Linked DNA regions of Homo sapiens: region 2 is linked to region 1. Evidence: chromatin contacts called from ENCODE Hi-C or POLR2A ChIA-PET data. All regions are on one chromosome and are shown on one strand. Each heading gives the region's core, a stretch centred on a gene start or an enhancer-like site at or near the end of the contact. The rest is flanking DNA. Distances are from core to core; before and after follow the strand shown.

Region 1 (4,365 bases), core at 526-3,025:
ACCACTTAGCCATAGGCCAGGTCCCAGAGAGTGATGAGTCTTCCCTTTCTATCTATCTCAGGCTCCCTTTTTCCATCCAGGGACCCCTTTTCCCTGGATAAGAGATAGGGGGAATGTCTGCCCCTTCAGCAGACATTCAAGCCCTCCTTGGCAGAGCCTTATTCTATGACCTCTGCAAGCTCAGGAGGCACCTGGATTGCTCAGCAGCCCCAGGAGACACACCAGAGCATAAGGGGTGTTGATGTTTGGGACACTGTAGGAAAGTCAGGACCAAACCCAAAATGCTTTCTTATAACGATGCTTCTTACCCTTATTTGTGTTTATAACATATTTGCAAATGTTAAGACTCTTATCAGTGTATTTGAAGAAATTAAAAATGAACAAGTCAACAACAATTATAAAACAATCATTTTGGTTGGGCGCCAGGGCTCAGGCCTGTAATCCCAGCACTTTGGGAGGCTGAGGTGGGCAGATCACTTGAGGCCAGGAGTTTAAGACCAGCCTGGGCAACATGGCACAACCCCATCTCTTCTAAAAATACAAAAATTAGCTGGGTGTGGTGATGCACACCTGTAGTCCCAGCTACTTGGGAGGCTGAGGCAAGAGAATTGATTGAACCTGGGAGGCGGAGGTTGCAGTGAGCCGAGATCGTGCCACTGCACTCTAGACTGGGTGATAGAGCGAGACTCTGTCTAAAAAAAAGAAATTTAAAATAAAACAATCATTTCTATAATATAAAAACTTTATCACTTTTATCAATAAATTTTATCAATTTTAAAGTGATAAGAAAAGTGATAAGCTTTGCTACTGTTGAATAGAACAATGTATTGATCTGACTTATATTCTCCAGGCCTCATGTGGTCACCACCTATGTTCTATTCCCAGAAGTTGCTCCTTTGTTCTACATCATGTTGCCTCTGCTCATTGAGCTCTGTGGTCCATCTGATGGACATCGTAAGAACAGGCTTCCTACGCAGATGTCACCAAAATCAATGTTGCATGTTGTTCAAAATTTGTTAGCACACTTACAGAGCTTTCTCAGACATACCAAAGTGCCCATGACCTTAGTTGACAATCACAGTACTACATTCTTAGGGTAACTTGAACAAGGTCAGAATTTTTATATTACGTAATTGTGACTAATCTTGTTATATGAACTTGCTTTTAGTATACATATATAGGTATATGAAAAAATATTTGCATTTAAATTTCCTCCATGTGTGAATTTAGATGTATGAGTTTAGGGGGGTGTGTGTGTTTTATATAAACAATATGGCAAGGAATGCTGGCTAAAATACAAAGATCTACAGATGACTCTCTCAGGATGGGCCCTTGGGTGTTGTGGTGTGGTGACTACCTCAAAACAAAGGGAAATGTTTTGCTATGAATTTCCTGTTCATGGAAAACTATATGGTTGAAAAAAAAAAATCTTCTTTCCTCTTGAGAACTGTCCGTGTGCCAAAGTAAGAAGAAGCTCCTGAAAGGATTACTCAAGCTTCCCCTCCCCCACATCTTCTCCTCATCCCCAAAGCCTAATAATTCTGAAAAAGATGAAATGGAAGGGCACTTGTCACTAAACTTCTTAGCACTTTAAAATAGCCAGACGCATTGCCTGAGACTATGGCAAGTTTGGACTCACACCAGCCGTGAAAATACTCTGTCTTTTTTTAGGAAGTAAATTGCATACACATCACAAAGAGTATTCTGAAAGTGGTTTTCTTTCTGCTTTGTCTGAACGACTTGCACGTCAGCCTTAACCATGCTCTGAGCTCATAAACATGTTCTTCAGCTTGCCAAACTCCCCAACCTCTGCTCAGTTGCCAGAGTGGCGGCATTGTATTACTCCGTTGCTAGGAGGGCAAGACAGCTGAATCCTAGGCCTAGAAAAGATGTCGAGATGGTATATGTAATGTCCTTGTTTTATAAATGAGGAGCTTAAAGCTCAGAGAGACTGCATGGCTTGCTGGAGGCCACAAGCTTGTCTGTAATAGTCTTGGAGCTGGTTGATTCTGCCTCCTCAGTTGATTCAAGGCTGTAACTCCTGCACCATTACTGAAGCCCTTTGAACACTGCCAGATACTATGTAAATGTAAGGTATCTGTGGAAGGCTGAAGCTGCCAGACGTTTGTCTGTCGTAACGAAGGTTTCAGGGTAAGAGGAACTCTTTCCTTCAGCCAACTCCCTCTGTCTCTTCTAAAATGACTGAGAATATACAAGAACCTTTTAGCCTCATTATGTGAAGCCTTGAGAATATAAAGTTTGTGAGCTGGACACAGTGGCTCATGACTGTAATCCAATCGGAGCTACTCTGGAGGCCGAGGAAGGAGGATCGCTTGAGCCCCCGTTCAAGACCAGCCTGAGCAACATAGCAAGACCCTATCTCTAAAAAGTTAAAAAATAAATTAGCCAGATCTGGCAGCACATGCCTGTAGTTCCAGCCACTCGGGAGGCTGAGGTAGGAGGATTGCTTGAGCCCAGGAGGTCTAGGCTGCAGTGAGCCATGATCATGCCACTGCACTCCAGCCTGGGCAACAGAGTGAGACCCCATCTCTTTTAAAAAAAATGTAAAGTTTGGGGTAATTTAGATATGAGGACATATTCTTACAGAATAACTTCAAACTAAGCATTTATTTTCAGAATGGTGAGTACTTATAAGAGGAGTTGTGTCTAAAATCAGTAGTTCAGAAATGATTTCATGAAAATAACTTCATCTTCTAGGTTTAGCATCTAATTCTACAAAGAAAAGAAAATATTATACTTATGACATATTACTATGTAACATCCTGAGGCCCACTGACTTGTGATTGGTTTTATTCATTTCATTCACATTAATCTTAGTTTTTATCCTTCCTTCAAATGTGGGCTGGATTGTTTGACATTGTGATCACACAGAAGTAACAACATACATGATTCGCTCCCCTAATTCTATAACGAACTCTCACACAATTGCATTGTTCCATTAAACCCATCACTTGCCCTTCACCCCTTCTTTCAGTGCTTCCAAATTTTTGAGGTTCAAATATGCATTATCTTATCAATAAAGACAAAAATCTACCAGAAATGGAGGAAATATAGCAGAGCCATTTTCTTTATGACAAAAAAAAAAAAAAAAAAAAGGAATCATCTTTTGCTTTAAATGGGTTACATCAGACAACTTTTAAAGCATATTTCCTGTGGGTCTGATTTGGGTTGTGATATCTACACAGACCGTGTAAACACAGACCGTGTAAACACAGACCGTGAGATTTGCTTTCTTTGTTTGGAGAAAAGATTTCCTGAGTTCCTTGTCCCAGGCTAATTTTTAGGGCATCTTCATGGAATCTCATCAAAGTTTACACACAATCATGTGAAACAATTATATCTGAAGTAACTTATTTACTGATTGGCCAGAACTCAATGGAATTTATTCTCCTGTCATTGCCTGCAATCATGCTCTTGGATCTCTCTTCCTCATTCATGGCTTTGCAGTTGCTTTTAAGTGTAGTATTAAGGTCTGCTGGAGTTAAATCTCCCTGCTCCCATATCAGGCCTCACCCTGATATGGGAGCTTCAGTAATCTCGGTAGGGAAGGGCAGCGTAGTCTTTCCTTTCTTGTTTTTGTTTTTTCTTTCCTTGTTCCTCATTTGTCGCCCCTGGTTCTCTCTTCCTTCTCTATGTGGCACCAGGGAGGAGGGATTAGGAAATGCCTCTTATCTGTCAGTGTTGTTCTAATCTCCATCTCTGTATCCTTGGAGTTCTCCCAGGGCCCTAGGCTGTGGCTATTTACTGTGACCTTTGGTAGTATACCTACAGCCTGGGCTCCTTTTACCCTGCTCTATCTTGGAATCTAATCTACTCTCTAGCCCCAAATCAATGCCTGGACCATCTTTAGCTTCTATCTTTTACCGGTGCACATTCACTTGCTGTGGTTTCAAATCAAGAGATTTATTTTAGTTAGGCATTGTTTTTCACCCTGGGTGCTTTCTCCTATTTCATTTGAGTCTAGCCATGTAATTTAAATTTTATTTTATTCAGGATCTAAATGTTTTATAGTAGTAGGGTCCCCTGGAGTACCAGGTCTGTTCTACTGGAAAGTAGAGGTTAGACCTATGAGTTTGGGAAGCTTTGCAAAAACCCAGGTAAGGAGTAAGATGACCAACTCTTTATTGCATGCTTGCCTGTCCCTATGAATGTGTCTCTTGAGATAAAGTATCAGACTTCTCTATACCTACATAGTTTCTTCAAATAATCTTATTTTTAAATTTCTAATCTTATATAGTCTAGACAGAATGATAACGGTTGGACTGCTATTGCCATGTGTTTTTAAGTCTTTTAGATTTTGTGTGAGTACTTAGTACTTATTGTCCCCAGCTTTGGGGCTCTAAG
Region 2 (4,296 bases), core at 1,245-3,744, 290 kb after region 1:
TGGTGTTCTTAAAGTCCTCTCTTCTGTTGGGTGTGGTCCTTGATACAGCATCCCTGCACAGAATGAGCACATTAGGCCTGCTTATGAGAGGTGAGAGTTAAATAACTGATGGACGTGGAAGAGCTCTGTGAGAGCCAGGAGGGCATCACAGGTGGTCTCATGGTGCAGTGCTGAGGTGAGCCTGGGATGAGTTTGGGTAAGAAAACCCCTGAGAACACTCAGTGACCCCTGCAATTTCTAATGGTTCTTATTTGGATATTTGTTTCTTTAGGCCTGTCAACTACTTGGTCCCAGAATTCCCGATCCCAGCATAGGAGAAGCTCCTGCTCCAGACATGAAGATCGAAAGCCTTCAGAGGTACTTCTTGAATGCTTGCCTGACCGTGCATGAATATATGCTATCCCATATGCCTAGTTGAGTGGTATCTATTTGTGCAGTCCTGGGCAAATTATTCAAATCCTTGTGCTCCAGTTTCCAAATCTGTAAGACGGGGAGAACACAAGTGTCTACCTCATAGGATTGTTGTGAGGATTAAGTGGGTTAATTCACATAGACTAATACATGCAAAGCATGTGAATAGTTGCTGGCACATAAAAAGTGCTCAGTAAATGTTAGTTATTATTATTAATTACATTCTTTTTTTCCTTTCTTGTTGCATCTTCGCTGGCTCCCAACAACTTTTCTTCCTCTGGCCAGGATATCAGCAGGTTCAGCTGCTGCCAAGTCACTGCCAGCCTCAAGTTAGTTTTAGCCATGGGTTTGTGGCTTATTTGGCAACAAGCAAAACTCTGGGACTTTTGTTTAGGGGATTATGCTGAAGGCTTTCCCCATTCTTTCTCAATTTGTTTCTCATCTTATGTTTCCTCTGCTCCCTAACTTTTGTTATCTATCTATCTAAAGTTGCTTTTAGGTGCATTTCTTTCTGCTGGTCTTTGTTTAGGGGTCCTTATGAGACCTGAGGTCTGTTTATTCTAAAGACTTTTGCTAGGCTTTAAATCATCGAAGAAAAACATTTTATTTTATCACAGTTTTCAAGTGAGAAGGTTATAGGAAGAGTTTCTTTGGTTGAATGCTTTGCTTTGTGCTGCTTCTTATGGGATGAGTTCACAAACAGCCTCATCCTGTAATGGCAATGCATAGGCAGATATTCCTTGGAGGAACTTCCCAGGCTCTAATAGGGAACGTCAGAAGGCTGCCCTGCTGTGGAGTGGAGGAGTTATTTGGTTGTGGAATAGCTTCCTCCATGAGGAAGTAGTTTACATCCTTTAGAATTGTGGAAAACCATCCCAGGAGGCACTTTAGCATGAGATCAAATGTACTTGGGAAGGTAGCCACTTCTTCCCCTTACTTTATTTCAGGCCTTTTTTCCTTTGAACCTTTAGTGCTCTCTTCCTTTTCTTTGCCAAGGAGTGTCTCTGCTGCTCTTTATTTCTTAATTCCTTGTGCTGTGTCTGTAACCCCCAAAATACCTTTCTGATGTTCACACTAAACTCCTGTTACTTCAGCACAGGAATACAAGGGGGACTTAGCAGCTGTGACCTGGTGTGACGAGGGCTGGTCCCCAGTGGTGTAGTTCGAAACCTACTTCCAGCAGTGACACCAAGCATGGAGAAGGGGGCCCAGCAGCACGGGTTGCTGTGCTGGCTTTGTCCCAGCCCTACATTTTGGTCCAGATGTTTTTCTCAACCCTGAGTCCAAACTATATGTATGGCACTAACATACTCTACCAGAGACTCCAGAGTTGACGTCCATTTGAGGGCCTTTGTTTCAGTTCTTGACTGAGTCTTTGAGCAAAGGAATAGCAGGCTGCCTTTTTTTCATTTCATTGCTTCAGTTTGATTTTCTTTCTTTTTTGGCAAACTCCTTTGTTTTTTATTTATATCAGTTAGTTGGAATATGTTTTTACCTGATTGGCTCTTGAAGGTATAGGCCCATCTCTTAGGTTTTAAAGTACTTTTCTCTTGGGGGCCAGGGAGTTGGTGTCCACTGGGCTGGGCACCTGCTTCTGCGGCTCTATGCTTGAAGGGAAGGATCCTGGTATTACACGTGATTTTTGTGGGAGGTGCATGGCCTAATTCTTGCTTGTTAATAGGTCTTTAGAAATGAAGAGTGGCATACTGGGGAATAGTCCGTATGGAAAATGACAGGCAGGAGAAATGGCCTCTTTATTCAGACACTGCCTCAGACTTTATTATGGGGAAGTTTATTAAAGTGATCACTAGCCTGAAAAGCCACCAGGAAAAACAAATATGGACCTATTAGCAGGCGTATGATGTGAACTGTGCTTAGTAGCACAAGAAAGAACTCCCTGTCCTGAGAAAAGAGAGTTCAGCATTGTGACTTGTGTAAACAGACAGGGCAGCTTACAGATGCAAGCTTGCTCGATGCCAAACACAACTTTGGGCTGGTCCTGATGTCAAGGTCAGAGCTTTCTTATGCAGCCTTAGACACCAGTGGGCCAAGGACGAGGCTTGAGAGGGAGCCAGCTGTGCAGCCCTGGCTGGGAGGCGGTGTTGTGCTCCACCCCAGGGGCAGGCCTCACTGACCAAGGATGAATGCCACAGGCCCAGGAGTCTGCAGTGGCATAGGCACTGGGATGGCTGCCTTTCCTGTGGTTTCCTTCATTTGGCCTGTGATAAGGAATTGGGGAGCTCTCTCGGTAGAGGGGCACTGTTGGATCTGCCTGTTTTTGGCAGAGTGGGGAGAGGGTAGTGACTTTCTCTATTTCCTTTCCCCACAAATAACTCTTCCCAGGTAGAAGTTTTGCCAGGTGAAGGTGTGCAAACATGTTTTTTGCAGGCCCATCAACCCAGTGGCCTGTGGTTGCTTCTCTTCCAGATTTTTCTAGGCCAGCCCAGACCTTGACTTCACCAGCTACCATACCATAAACCCTGGTGCCCTGGGAGGTAGGGCCTGGGTGGGGGCAGTCTCATTATAGAAGGTGAGTCCCTGGCCAGGAGCAGTGGCTCATGCTTGTAATCCCAGCACTTTGGGTGGCCGAGGCAGGTAGATCATTTGAGGTCCTGACCTCAATGGTTTGAGACCAGCCTGGCCAACATGATGAAACCCTGTTTCTACTAAAAACACAAAAATTAGCTGGGCGTGGTGGCGTGCACCTGTAATCTCAGCTACTCGGGGGTGCTGAGGCAGGAGGATAGCTTGAACCTGGGAGGCAGAGGTTGCAGGGAGCCAAGACTGTGTTACCGCACTCCAGCCTGGGTGACAGAGCAAGATTCCATCTCAGAAAAAAAAAAAAGGAGATGAGTCCCTGGTGGTTCTGGGTTTTGGCTTGAAGTTGTTACATGGTTAGTGGAGTTATATTTCTAGAGCACCCTTGAGTGCAGTATCTCCCTTCAGAGATTTCCAGGTACATGTTTTCAGCAGCCCTTTTGGTGAACTGAGAGACATTTTTCAGAGGCGGACAACAAGATTTTTTGTTGTTTTTGTTGACGTTGTTGTGGACACTATGGACTGAGGGAGTGAGAGGGCAGTGTTCCCTCAGCACTGCCACCCCCCATGCCTGAGTGAGGTAAAAGGCGTGTCAGGCAAAGTTTTTCTGTAATAGGTCAGGCTTGTTCTATGTTGATACAGTGACCTTGTTACATGGCAGCTCCATGGTTACATTGCAGCTGCCAGCACTCTGAATAAGAATGCAAATATCAAATGTCAGTGTCCCTTTCTCTTCCTTTCCAGGTGTTTAGGACAGACCTGATCACTGCCATGAAGTTGCATGACTCCTACCAGCTGAATCCGGATGAGTACTATGTGTTGGCAGATCCCTGGAGACAGGAATGGGAGAAAGGGGTCCAGGTGCCTGTGAGCCCGGGGACCATCCCTCAGCCTGTGGCCAGGTAGAGATGCCCTGAGGACAGAAGCCTCTCCACCCACCCTTGCTCTTCTTCCCTGACAGCAGGCATCTGAGAAGAGACAATTTCTGTGGGAAGAGACAGTTTCTGAGTTAGCATTAAAATATCATGAGGCCTCAAGTGGAAATAGAAATTCAGGAGCAACATACTTCAGGCATACAGGGTAGTGGTTTTGAGGGCCATGAGCCTCCAAACTTAACATTACAGCCACCACTGTGGGGAGGTGCTGCTTTCTTATGAGAGGAAGGCAAATTCCAAGACATCCTGGGAAGTGATGGGCTAGGGGAGGAAAATTTGGGTGTTCACACGTCTGCATCCTCTTTTCCTGCCCTCCGTATTCGCTCTGGAGAGTGGCTCTCCTGGAGAGAAGCATCTGGCTTTGTTGGGAACTAGCGCGGGCAGCTGCTCTGCCTACTGCGGTTGCCTCTGC

Evidence for each region. A loop is a pair of places that touch in the nucleus more often than their neighbours do. ChIA-PET counts read pairs that join two places held with the same protein, here RNA polymerase II (POLR2A). Pooled maps may share reads with other maps.
Region 2: a loop to region 1 is called in a map of endothelial cell of hepatic sinusoid, with 2.4 times the contacts of the local background. The contact joins two enhancer-like sites. A Hi-C loop is called at or near these places in 2 of 168 maps with a recorded cell type or tissue (endothelial cell of hepatic sinusoid and right cardiac atrium) and 1 of 50 pooled maps. POLR2A ChIA-PET finds 5 or more read pairs at or near these places in 1 of 52 experiments (AG04450).

Annotation. Positions count from the first base shown.
Region 1 is chr4:128,557,704-128,562,068 of GRCh38, forward strand. No RefSeq gene overlaps it. Among named protein-coding and RNA genes, the nearest start is that of LINC03140, 11 kb to the right of the region's middle. Within about 2 kb of position 1,776, at least 8 of the 41 ENCODE cell types and tissues checked have a DNase peak (open chromatin) inside an H3K27ac peak, as active enhancers do.
Region 2 is chr4:128,842,682-128,846,977 of GRCh38, forward strand. It overlaps JADE1 (jade family PHD finger 1), which reads left to right. Exons shown (of 11, transcript NM_199320.4): 3 at 272-357; 4 at 3,694-3,851. Among named protein-coding and RNA genes, the nearest start is that of JADE1, 35 kb to the left of the region's middle. Within about 2 kb of position 2,495, at least 15 of the 41 ENCODE cell types and tissues checked have a DNase peak (open chromatin) inside an H3K27ac peak, as active enhancers do.